2 separate regions of the Homo sapiens genome follow, and region 1 is linked to region 2. Evidence: chromatin contacts called from ENCODE Hi-C or POLR2A ChIA-PET data. All regions are on one chromosome and are shown on one strand. The core of a region is the stretch at or near the end of the contact, and the rest is flanking DNA. Distances in the headings are between cores, read along the strand shown. Region 1 holds the start of SH3KBP1 (SH3 domain containing kinase binding protein 1). Region 2 holds the start of PHKA2 (phosphorylase kinase regulatory subunit alpha 2).

Region 1 (5,975 bases), core at 654-3,153, 900 kb before region 2:
AGGTGCTGGGTTTACAGGCGTGAGCCACCGTGCCTGGCCCACTTCACATTCTTTTCTTTTCTTTTTTTCTGAGACGGAGTCTCGCTCTGTCGCCCAGTCTGGAGTGCAGTGGCACGATCTTGGCTCACTGCAAGCTCCACCTCCCGGGTTCACACCATTCTCTTGCCTCAGCCTCCGGAGTAGCTGGGACTACAGGCGCCCGTCACAACACCCAGCTAATTTTTTGTATTTTTTAGTAGAGACCGGGTTTCACCATGTTAGCCAGGATGGTCTCGATCTCCTGACCTCGTGATCCGCCCGCCTCGGCCTCCCAAAGTGCTGGGATTACAGGCGTGAGCCACCGCGCCCGGCCTTCACATTCTTAATCTCCGTGTTCTCTGATCCCTTTTTTAGGAGTCTGATATTGATGACACTAGGACTTCAATTGCAGCCTCTGTGTGGATGGGCCTCTTGTCCCTTGATTAGTCTCCTATTTCGATCGGTTTGACACACATGAACGGTATTTAGAAAGATGATGCTACTGATCTCTTGTTTGTAAGACCCTGACTTTGAGGTTTTTTGAAAAACTCATGAAACAGTTATAAGAACAATTTTCTACAGAAATCCCAGGACGGTAACCAATTTACAAGAGTTGCCCCGCCAACACAGGTGAGGTATGGAGACAGCCCCTCTCTTGGGTAGGGGGTCGGCTTTCATTTGTCCCTTTTGAGTCCACTAGCCCTCAGCCTCCTCCATTTCCAGGGGCCACTGATGTAATTTCTCTATTGTCTTACGTGCTCTTTGCCTAAATGTCTCCCATGTAGTTCACTATCGCTTCCTACCACCAGATGGTGGAAAGGGAAAAGGAAATAACGGGCCGGTAGAGGAATGTGGTGGCAGGCAGAGTATCTATGGCGAAAGGTGTGGTGGTGAATGGACCCAAAACGGAGCTTCTGAATTGCCCACGAATGCCCACGGATTCCCTGTTAACATTTTAGCGCCCACTCAAGGGTCGGCCGTCCAGGTCTGGGAGTCAGTAAGGCACAATAATGCCTGCTAGGGAGGGAGCCAGCCCTCATCTCAGCGGATTCCTGGGAACGTCAGAGCTCGGGAACATTCCTGAACACCCGAACCGCACCTGGCCCAGGCACTGGGGCGGGGCTTAGGCGGGTCCCAGCGAGGCGATGCGTCCCCTCGGCCCCGCTGCGTCCTTCGCCCGTTTTTCCCCACGTCAGTGCCACCGCCTCCTCTGTGCGGAACTCGCACCTGGCCTGCCTGCGTTCCCACGCCCCACCGAAGGGACGCCGCGTTTCTCTCCCTTCCAAGGGACCCTTTTCCTTCCCCTCCAACAGCCCCCCGGGAAAACTCATTCCAGATTGCCTCGATGCCCCAGGGCCACCTGCCATCACCCTGGTCAGGCGTTTGGCCCCGGGCCTGCCCTGGTCTCCATCCCCAGCCCGTCCTCCACCTCTTGTCGCCCCCTCCCGCTCAGCCCCCTTCTCCTCCTTCTCCACGTGCCCCTGCACTCCCACGCCCCTCCCCCAAGAAGCCCCTCTCCTCCGGTCTCGAGGAGTCTCGCGGCACTTCCCGGGGCGTCAGCCCAGCCGCTGCGGGTGGGTGGCAGCCGCGCGGAGAGGGGTGCCTCTGGCGCGGGCGGTGAGGAGGGCGCCCAAGCCCCTCAGCCGCAGGGACGCCCCCGGCGCCTGCCCCGACGCGGCCCCGGCCCCGGCCCCGCCCCTCTCCGGCCCCGCCCCCGCCCGGCGGCCGCGCGTCCCCGGCAGGCGGAGCTGCAGGAGCCTCGCGGCAGCGCTGAGGAGGAGGGGAGAGCGGGCGGCGCGGCCGCGGCTGCCGGGCGCTGGGCTGGGCGGCGCTGTTTTTTTTTTTTTTTTTTTTTTTTTTTTTTTTTTTTTTTTTTTTTTTTTCGCAATTTCCACTCGCGGGGAGCAGGAAACCCGGCGCAGCCGGGCGCATTGGGCCGCGATGCAACAGCAGCAGCAGGAGTCGCCCCGGGGCAGCAGCGGCAGCAGCAGCAGAGGCAGCAGCGGGCGGCGCTGAGCCGCCGCCGCCGCCACTGAGGAAGAAGCCGGCCCAGCCGCCGCCGCGTCCGGACCCTCGCGCCTGGATCCCAGCGCCCCGATCCCGGCGCCCCAACCCCCACGCCCGCCTCCGCCAACTTTCACGCTGCCTCGGCGGCCCGGCCCGGCTCGACGCCAATGGGTGAGTGGGGGCCGCCCGCGTCCGGGCGTCCACTTCAGCCTTGAGGGCGGCGCGCCAGTCCCAGAACCGCGGAGCCCGGGAGGGCGCCCCGGGGGCAGGGTCCGGACGGGGGACACCGCGGTGGGCGCCCTCGCCTGCCTCGCGCACCCCCATTCACTCCCACTTGCGCCCGTGTGCCCGCCGAGCCCGCGCGCGGCGCCGACGGGAACCCGCGGGGGCCTGAGCAGACGATCACGGGGGCTGGCCCCGGGCGGCTCGGGCTGAGGGATGCAGGGGGTGTGGTTGGTTTTTCGGGTGGGCGGGGAGAGTTTTGTCTTGGCCATTTTTGCACCCGAGCGCGCCCTCCTCTGCGCTGCGGACACGGGCACCCGGACCTGGTGGGCTCCGGCCCTGCGCGGGGCTGCTGGTGTCTTCCTGGTCCTGTCTCGGGGGAAGCTGGAACCTCGGGGTCTTGGAGGGGGCTGGGTTGCCTTTGCTGGGGGTTGACAGGGGTTGGGGGGTGGGGCGGGAAACGCCCCAGTTCCTGGTCTGGCTCGCAGTCCCGGGGTCCAGAGCACCTGACGCTCCTCTCCTTGCGCCCCCCTTCCTCCCGGCCCCGACCCTTTCGCTGCTGCCTTCCTCCAGCCTGGCGAGCTCTCTGCTCCGTGATGCTAAAAGGCCACTTCCCATACTGTCCTTTAAGTCTTCAGGGTCTGGGACCTGGAAATGGTGATCCGGTCTTTGATTTACTGAGTAAACATCAGTTCGAAGTAGCCAACTAACCTTTGAACCCCCTGGGTCCCATTTGATTTAGACCCCGGAGCATTGGAACCACCTTGCTGCCCAGAGAAGCTGCCACTTTATTGGCAAGGCACTTATGATTACTTGGGCTATTAAATGTTTGGTCTACCCAGGTAATGTTCTTGCTGACAGCCAGCTTCTGTTTTTCAGCCTCTGGCAGATTATTTTTGGATGTTCCTAGGCCAGGCATAGGAAGGCTGCAGATAATAATAAATCATAATAAAGTGAGACCTTTCTGTGTTCAGGTAATAGGATTCCAGTACACTAGTCAGGATGTTCAGAAAGCCTGAAGGATTGGAAAAGAGGAGGTTTAACCCAGTCCGTTGTTGACAGGCAAAGTTAAAATCCCATTTGTGGTCATTTGCCAAAAAAGGTTTTCCTTTTCTAAGTAGTGGTGATCTGTTGTCCCCTTGGCTTAAATGTCACTTTTTTCACAGTGCCCTTCTCTCCCACCTGTAGTCTAAATTGGTTCCTGTTCCATTTTCTCATACAACACCTTTTTTTTTCGTAGCAGTATTACATATTTGTGCGTAACAGTTATCTCCTCTACTGTAAGCTCTGTGACCATAGGGACAGCACAGTGTTGCATAGTTTGCTCAGCACTTTTGGTGTGTGGCACAGAGCAGGACCTAAATATTTGTTGAATGAATGAATGAGGGGCATGAAATCCTCCTCCTCTGCTGGGGACAGAACACTTAGCTCACTCTTGTTTTGCTTTGGCCCATAAGATGATTTAGTTCATTGGCAGAAGTATATACTTTAAACCTTACAGGCCACTTTAGTAATGGGTTAATTTCTCCCGAGGTAACCAAAAATTCTGTTTTGATCACCTTTCATTTTGGGTGGGTCACCGAGAGGGTTATGCACAAAAAGAAGTTAATCCAAATGTCTTCTCCCATGGCCAGACTGTGCTTTCTGTATCTCAATGAGAAGGGGACTGAGTCTCATTTAAGAAGAATCAGACCTATTTTTCAGATTTGAACTGTTTTCATTCTTCAGAACTTCCTACGAAAAATAGAGTGCTCCTGTAGTTTTTAGTCCTTTTGTACTTAATCTTTACTGCAACCATTATTGCAGGGGGAGGGGGCATCGATTTTCATTTATTTCAGGAGTTAATACTTAGAGGTGATAATGTCAAAACGAATGTAATTTAATTCATGTTTATAGTGGGATTTAAGGTGCTTATAGTAGTTTGTGGCTAAAAATCACCTGCTCTTTTGAAAGCATCTCCAGCAGTATATTTGTAATGAAGTGCAGTTATTTAACGGTTCATTCTGTATGTCTTCCAATGGAGTGATCTAATGGGCTGAGGTTGTGTGTATGCAGACAGAGGCCCACCCTTTCCCCCAAGTCTCTGGTTTTCAGATTTATCCAGTTTATCAATTTGATGCAATTTTATTCTTTTTTAAGAGGGAGGGTCTCGCTGTGTTGCCCAGGATGGATTTGAACTCCTGGACTCCAGATCTTCCCAAGTAGCTGGGACTGCACGCTCACACCACTGTGCCTGATTCTGATACACTTATATTCTTACCTGGCCTGATAATGAGTTTTCTCTTGATGGATAACATAGTAAAACTGTATCTTATATTTCGTTTTCTGAAAAATAACAGAAAAGAACCAAATCCCTAACCCTGAAGTGAAGCTGGTTAGTTGCAACATGGCCTCTTATAAAAGCCCATCAGAATGTGCCCTCTGAACTTGCTAGGAGATGCATGCCTACAGTGCCAGACACAGAGAAAGCCTCTTATAATTACAATTAAACAGATATTATGGTGACCCAAATCTGTGAGTAGTGAAGGGTTTGCAAGCCCACAAATGATTTCTGTTTAATTCCAGAGTAACAACAAAGTTTGGATAGCCTTTGGCAATGTATTTATTGTATTGGCGGTAGACTGCTGTATGCTAAACTAAAGCTAAAATGAACATAATGTGTTGGTCTGTACAAATGTCTTGAGTTAGAAATGGAAGAAAAGGCTCCCACCTTAATTGTACATAAGCTTTACCCACTTCTATCCATCTTGGCACGAGCAAAAGCTTGCTGTGGCTCTGGTTACACAAACCTTGGTGGTTTCTTCTCTTACTACTTCAGTTCTTTTGGCGTTACTGACATTCTCTCATCAACTCTTGAGTTTGTAGTTGTTTTTAATGTATTTTGCATACAGCAGTATTTGTTCATCTATCCATCCATCCATCCATCCAATGTTTGTTGATCTTCTTTGCATAGGCACTGTGCTAAGAACAGGTGCAGAACAGAGACATGACACTTTGGGCTTCTCAGTCTAATGAAGGCTGACTTGAATGCAATTCTCATGGCAGTATGTAGCTGAAAGCCATAGTAGAGCGCATGAAAGATGAGTGGAGAAGGCCAATCTGACTTAGCCTGGAGAGTGCCCAGGACAGTGTCTTAGAGGAGATTGTGTTTGAGCAGAAATCTGGTTGAGTATGAGTCATCACTGCCCTCCAGCCACACCTGGTTCTTGTGGCAGAGACTGAAAACGAGCACCGTGGGAACCGCGGGGCATCTCAGTAAGATGGTACAAGGAAGGATGACTTAGAGGGCTTGCACCTGTGTCAGGTGGCTTGAGGGCGTGTTTAAGGAAGCTGGGCATTACTTTGGATTGGATGCTACCAGGGGGAATTTGTGATTGGGTATTTTAACAAATGTTCTCTAGGAGCAGGGAACATTGGAGGCAGGCCACAGCTATGGTTGGTAAAGCAGCAGCAGTCATTTGCATTATCCAGGATTGGGGGATATTTGGTCATGTGTGTGGTTTGGACAAGGTGCATGTTTTGTCCGTGTTCAGACATGATTAATGTGTGGTCTTGTTTTCATCTTATTCCATCCTGGTCGCAGAGTGGCCTTGTCTGATGTTGGTTTTCTAGGGAATTGTTTCTGTTCAACAGGACACCCTGGCCCAGCTGTGGGTGCCTGGCCAGCTCCCAGCCAGAAGAACTGCTCTTTCTCCGAGTTAACTATGTGACAGGCAGGGGCAGGGAAT
Region 2 (6,122 bases), core at 3,339-5,838:
GGTAGGACTACTGAAAAGTGAGAACAGGATTTGGGATTTCTGCATTGCTGGTTAGCATGTGGGATCCCCAAATACGGGAAGCTGGCCTCACCCTGGTAAGAGGTCTCTGAGCAATCTCTTCTTCAAGGTCCTCAGCTCCCACAAAGATGCCGAGTACTAAATTCAAAGGAAGATGTGAGATCCTCTAGATTGGGAGAGGGGTGAGACCTCAGAAATCAATCCCCCAAAACAGATTATATAACCAAAATATACATAAAAGGATGCACAATGTCCAGTATCCTTTAGGTCCCACCCCCTTATTTTTCCTACTGTGTCTGTGCTGTGGTCCTTAAGCAGAATTCTCTCATCTATTTTTCTTACTTTAGACAGACGTACGGCAGGACAGAGAGTGTTTCTGAGAAGCATCCTCCTTTGGGTCTAAGATTGATCCCATGTTCTGAGACTCTATTGTAAGGAAACAGAGGTGGTGCCAATATTAGGAGGCAAGGAGTGTCAGGGCAGAGGCCAGTATTTAAAGAAGTATTTCCTCAAAATATTGGAGTAGTTTTTTTTTGTTTTGTTTTGTTTTTCCTCAAAACACACTGCAGTCATTAACCCCACAAAGGAAGTCTGCTGACTTCAGTGAGCAGCATCATGATCGTTCTTACTGAAAATGGTGAAGCAAGCCAGGCAAGCACCTGTAGTCCCAGCTACTTGGGAGGCGGAGGCAGGAGGATCGCTTGAGCCAGGAAATTGGAGTCCATCCTGGGCAACACAGAAAGACCTCCTGTCTTTAAAACAAACAAACAAAAAACGATGAAACAGCTTCACTTGGGATACTGGGTATGTCTAAGGAGGTCAGCTAGGAGTCAGTCGGTTTGTCAAAGGCCATTTAGACAAAGATTAATTTACAGCATAACCAATTCACAGAGTGGACTTGTTTGGTGTCATTTTGTCTCCATAACAGCATTTTAAGGACTAGTTTGTCTTTGTCTCTGCTCCTTGCTGTTCTAGTTGGAGTCCGAAGGAAAGGAAAAAGGAAAGACTGGGTAGACATAAGAACATAATCTTCAATTTGAAGAATTCTTATCAGTGTATACTTTTTTTTTCTTTTTTTTTTTTTTTTTTTGAGACAGAGTCTCGCTCTATCACCCAGGCTGGAGTGCAATGGTGCAATCTTGGCTCACTGCACTCTCCACTTCCTGGGTTCAAGCAATTCTCCTGCCTCAGCCTCTCGAGTAGCTGAGATTACAGGCACCTGCCACCATGCCCAGCTAATTTTTGTATTTTTTGTAGAGATAGGGTTTCACCATATTGGCCAGGCTGGTCTTGAACTCCTGACCTCAAGTGATCCACCAGCCTCAGCCTTCCAAAGTGCTGGGATTACAGGTGTGAGCCACTGCGCCTGGCCAGTATATACTGCTTTCTTTTCATGTTAGTCTCCAGGTACAGCATCAAGAAGTCAGAGCAGGCAAAAATGGAATATATGTTCTTTTAGAATATATTCTTTTAAATATATTTAATAAATATATTCCTCACTGTGAAGAAATCTTATGTTCCCTGGTGTTTCCTCTCTTTATCTCTTAGCCTCAAACGAGCTACAGGAAGCTGGAGCAGAGACAAATTCAACATTCTTTAAAATGTAACGAAAAAATGATTTCCAGTCAACTAAATTATCATAGAAATAACTAAATTTGGTGAATTGGTCATTTTCAGCAAATTCATTCAGAATTGACCTTCTGGGTCAAAGATGGAGTGATTTTCTTTAGAGCCAAAGACCTGAACCCTACAAGAGAAACATTTATTGGTTTCCACCTTGGATGTTAACATGGGGCTCTCTGGAAACTACCTGGGCTGAAGTCTCTGTGGCAGGATGATGGCAGATCCTCTGGCTGGGGTCAGAAAAATCATACATGGTGCTACCCCAGGGTCCAGTTCTGGGTCTTCATTTTTATGGAGATCATGAATCAGCTTCAGAAACAATAACATTCCCTATCATTATACTATATCTGATTCTTGACAAATATTTGAGAAATGACTTGGAGACAAGTTTCTATTGGTGATAACCAGAGAATGGCTTCATGGATATGGGGACCAAGATATGGAGGTTTTGCACCTCAGGGATATGAGGATACTAAAATGTGAGACTGATTTATTATATAGTACAGCTTTCTGGTCCAAAATGAATCACTAAAATTTGCTTTAAAAATTTAAAAGCTAAAACGGAGTAGCCTTCCTTCTTGGTTTTATCCCAGAATTTTGAGCTTATTGAAGAACATAGCTTATATATTGCTATGCAATCGCATAGACCAAAGCCGAAGAATGTAGATTGCCTATACACCAAAAGGGGTGCAAATGTGCACAGCAGAATTAGCGAAGAATGAAGTCAGGAAACTGAAAATGTTTCTATACTAGGTGGAAATGCCAGATAAGGAGCAAAGATCATCAGTTATTTCCCATATGGCTGCAAAATCAACTCCTAAGGAAGGACCCAATGGAAACAAAAGCCACAATGAAAAGAAGCAATGATCCCAGCTTTTAGATGGAGATGAATACATGAAAATTCTAGCAAGAGTACATATTCAGATTCCAAAACATTTAGTGGTGATAACAATGTCTAGTTTTATTCACCCCTAGACCACAGCAAATTCTTCATGGAGGCACATCACATGGATCACTGCATAATTCAAAAGCCAATATTAAGAAAACAAAGTATTATATGAAGTAATATGTGAGCTGATGTGGGGTTTGGTGCTTTAGTTGAGTGACAGAGTAAAGCCATAGATTTATGTTCTGGAATATCTAATATAAACTTGGTTAAGGACCAAACATAAGGGAACGCAGCTAAGCAGGACTGATTTCATTTACTCATGCGAGCAACATTAATTGAGCTCCAACTATATGCTCAACACTGTACCAGGCATAGTAGGAGATACCAAAAGACTGTTTCAATGAATAACGTACATTCCAATTAGGAAAATATGCCTCATCCACACATGAAAACATAAATAACAACAGGAGGCAATACATTGTGGCCAAGTGACAACGAAATTAGCTATGATTTATTAAGTATTTTTCTACTAGCCAGGCTTGTGCTAAATGCTTTATATTCATCCTCTTGATCTTAAGTCATCCTGTGAGGTAGGTGCTATGATTATCTCCATTTTACAGATGAGAACACTTAAGTTCAAACATGTAAAACGGGATGCCAAAGGTCATACGACTTGTAAATGACAGAACTGACATTTGAACTCAAAATGAACTGACTCTAAGTCCTAAGCTCTTACTAAACCAATGGCTACAGAAATTCAGAAAATGGGGAAGGCTAATAGAGGAGCTGAGCTGGCCGTTAAGGGAAAGATAGGCTTCAGTTAGTCAAGGAGGAGGAAGAAGGGCCGAAGGGGTCAAGCATAGAGTAAATGCATGGAGACTGGAAAAGAGCTTGCGGAAATTGATTGCATTAGTCTAGCTGTCCAGTAAATTCCTATGTGGGCCAGATTTTGGTGGACAATGAATACCAGGCCGAAGATTGTGAACTGTAGGTTATCAGCAGCCACGAAACATTATAATGAATGCCAAGTTTCAAGCTGTAGACCCGTGGGAGATGAACTGCGAACCTGCCCGAGGAAGCGGCGCCCAAGTGGCTAGGGGCGGGGTCACAGGCGCCAGAGGTGTCGCTGGGGCACCTCTCCGGGCCTTCCCCCTTTTTCTTCCGGGCTGGGTCCCGCTACTCCAGTTCCGCTAGGCGGCGGAGACGGGGCCAGAGGTGGGACTACAATCTTGGCCCTCAGAGGGGTGCCCAGGCGGCCGCGGTAGGCGGCCCTCTTTCTCCGGCCTCGAGTGGGACTGGCACCCGTCTCGGGGGGCTCCACACTACCACGCAGGAAAGCCAACTCGTCCGCCGCCCGAAGCCGGGTTCCCCTAGACTCCCACGGGCCGCCTCCTTTTTCGTCCCCCCCGAGGCCGCGACTCTGAGGGTTCCGCTCTGCGGCGGAGGTGGGGCCAGGGGCGGGGATGTGGGCGGGGCCGTGAGGTCGTTCCAGGGCGCGGGGCGGGGCCGCCCCCTTACCTGTGCCCCTCAGGGTTCCAAACGTTCCACTCCGCGGCAGGGGCGGGGGCGAGTCCGGAGGGCGGGTCCAAGGCGCCCAGGTGGCCGCGGCAGAAGGGCCTGTTTCTCTGGCCTTGGCTGTGGTTGGCAGCCGGCCGGGGAGAGAAGGGACTCAGGGAGGCAACCTGGTTCCCGCCCGTTGCTGATTTCGCAGCGGCTCTCCCGGGCCGCCCCCTTTTCCTTCCTCCTCAGGCCGCGACTTGGAGGGTTCCGCTCCGCGGCGGGGGCAGAGCCAGGGGCGGGGCTGAGCGCGGCCTGGGCGATCTCCCCGGCGGCTGGGGTGGGCTGGCGTCTTCTTCGCGCCCGGGGGACCTCCTCGCGACCGCCGGGACGTAAAAGGGGCTTGGCAGGGGCGTCCTCGCCCCACTCCCGGAACCTGGTTTCCCGCTGCTCCCGCGAGCGTCGGGAGCCCAGCAGGCCTGGCCGAGGCGGGACCTTCGTCGCTCCAGCCCCCGTCCCCGCCCCCGCGCCTCCCCGCCGCGCGGAGCTCTGGTTGGCTTGCTTTCCAACCGGACTTTGGGGCTAGCGTTTAGAAAAGTCTCGACCTCCTCCGGCCCGGTCCCATCCCAAGAACCGACTAAGGCTGTGAGTGTCCGGGAACCAGACCCGCTTGGAGGCCACAGCCCCGACGTCCCGCGCCCACGCGGCAGATCGGGCGCTGCGGCCTGGGAGCCTCGGGGAGATGCGGAGCAGGAGCAATTCCGGGGTCCGCTTGGACGGGTACGCGCGGCTGGTGCAGCAAACCATCCTGTGTTACCAGGTAAGGAGGGACCGCCCCCAGGGAACGCGTGGAACTACCCTCTCATGTAACTCATTCTCCTTCCCAGGTCTGGCCCTCTTGTGACCTGAGACCTTGCAATTAAGAGTTTGCTATTTGAATCTAGTCCTTGCTAGCCAGTGATTACCACCCCATTGCCACCCCGTGCTCCTTAAGATTCAGGGGACCTAACTGTTGCTACGGCTACTTTTCACAGAATTCTTTGGCCATTGTTCAGGATGAGAATGAGCCGCCTCCGTGCCCGGGTCCAAACTGCCTCTTTTTGCATTGACTCTGCTTTTTTTGGACGAGAAGAGGTGTGGGGGGTTTGGACAGACTACACTGAATGAGAACAGTAGACAGGAGTGAAGAAGCTCCTGAAGTTTACGCAGGACTCTGCAGTGTGGGGCGACAGCTACCGTCCCTCCCATGAGCTGTCTTGGTAGAGACCCACCTGGGAAGCCCTTAGGGGCTACTTTGGTTGCTATTTTACAGATAAGAAAATTGTGAGGCTAGAAAGGTCACTGCATGTAGCAGGTCAGACCCAAAGGCTCCCAAGCTCACAGGGTCCTATGACACTGCCCATGTGGTCCGAGGTATGAATTTGCCTGCTATGCTTTGTATTCCTGGGCTAAAATTATGTGTGGGTCCATCAGTGTAAGACCACTGAACTATTTTTATTCCTAGTGAAGACAGCAGCTATGTTTCTTGCCCTCAATCAACAGCAACTATTTATAGGGCCTTCAAAGTCAACGAAGGAAGTGGCATTCAGGGGTTAGAGGCCTGACCTGCAAGTTGGGAGCCATGGTCATTTCCAAGGCACTGACCATTTTCCCTTCTTAACTAATTTCTTAGCCTTGTTTCCTCACTTAGGAAATATTTGTGGTGTATCTGTTATATGCAAAGCACTCTACAAAGTGCTGGGGTTACAAGAATAAATGATCGTAGTGCAGTAACATTTATGCATAAGGTATAGGTCCAAAGTCCCTTAATCTGTTTTCTTTGTTGTTGTTTGTTTGTTTTTGAGACAGGGTCTCACTCTGTCTCCTAGGCTGGAGTGCAGTGGCGCGATCTCGGCTCACTGAAACCTCTGCCTCTCGGGTTCAAGCGATTATCCTGCCTCAGCCTCCCGAGTAGCTGGGACTACAGGCGTGCGCCACCACACCCAGCTAATTTTTGCATTTTTAGTAGTGACGGGGTTTCACTGCGTTGGCCAGGCTGGTCTCGACCTCCTGACTTCAAGTCATCCTCTCACCACGGCCTCCCAAAAGTGCTGGG

Evidence for each region. A loop is a pair of places that touch in the nucleus more often than their neighbours do. ChIA-PET counts read pairs that join two places held with the same protein, here RNA polymerase II (POLR2A). Pooled maps may share reads with other maps.
Region 1: a loop to region 2 is called in a map with no recorded cell type, with 5 times the contacts of the local background. The contact joins the promoter of SH3KBP1 here to the promoter of PHKA2 in region 2. A Hi-C loop is called at or near these places in 1 of 37 single-sample maps with no recorded cell type and 6 of 50 pooled maps. POLR2A ChIA-PET finds 5 or more read pairs at or near these places in 2 of 52 experiments (A673 and B cell).

Annotation. Positions count from the first base shown.
Region 1 is chrX:19,883,528-19,889,502 of GRCh38, reverse strand. It overlaps SH3KBP1 (SH3 domain containing kinase binding protein 1), which reads left to right and starts at 1,903. Exons shown (of 18, transcript NM_031892.3): 1 at 1,903-2,196. The coding sequence starts at 2,193. RefSeq lists silencers at 1,452-1,751, 1,812-1,881, 2,362-2,501.
Region 2 is chrX:18,982,580-18,988,701 of GRCh38, reverse strand. PHKA2 (phosphorylase kinase regulatory subunit alpha 2) reads left to right here and starts at 4,588. Exons shown (of 33, transcript NM_000292.3): 1 at 4,588-4,847. The coding sequence starts at 4,770. It overlaps LOC101928415 (a long non-coding RNA gene), which reads right to left and starts at 1,115. Exons shown (of 4, transcript XR_001755808.2): 1 at 648-1,115; 2 at 361-444. RefSeq lists enhancers at 3,754-3,803, 3,785-4,285, 4,286-4,786 and a silencer at 3,904-4,593.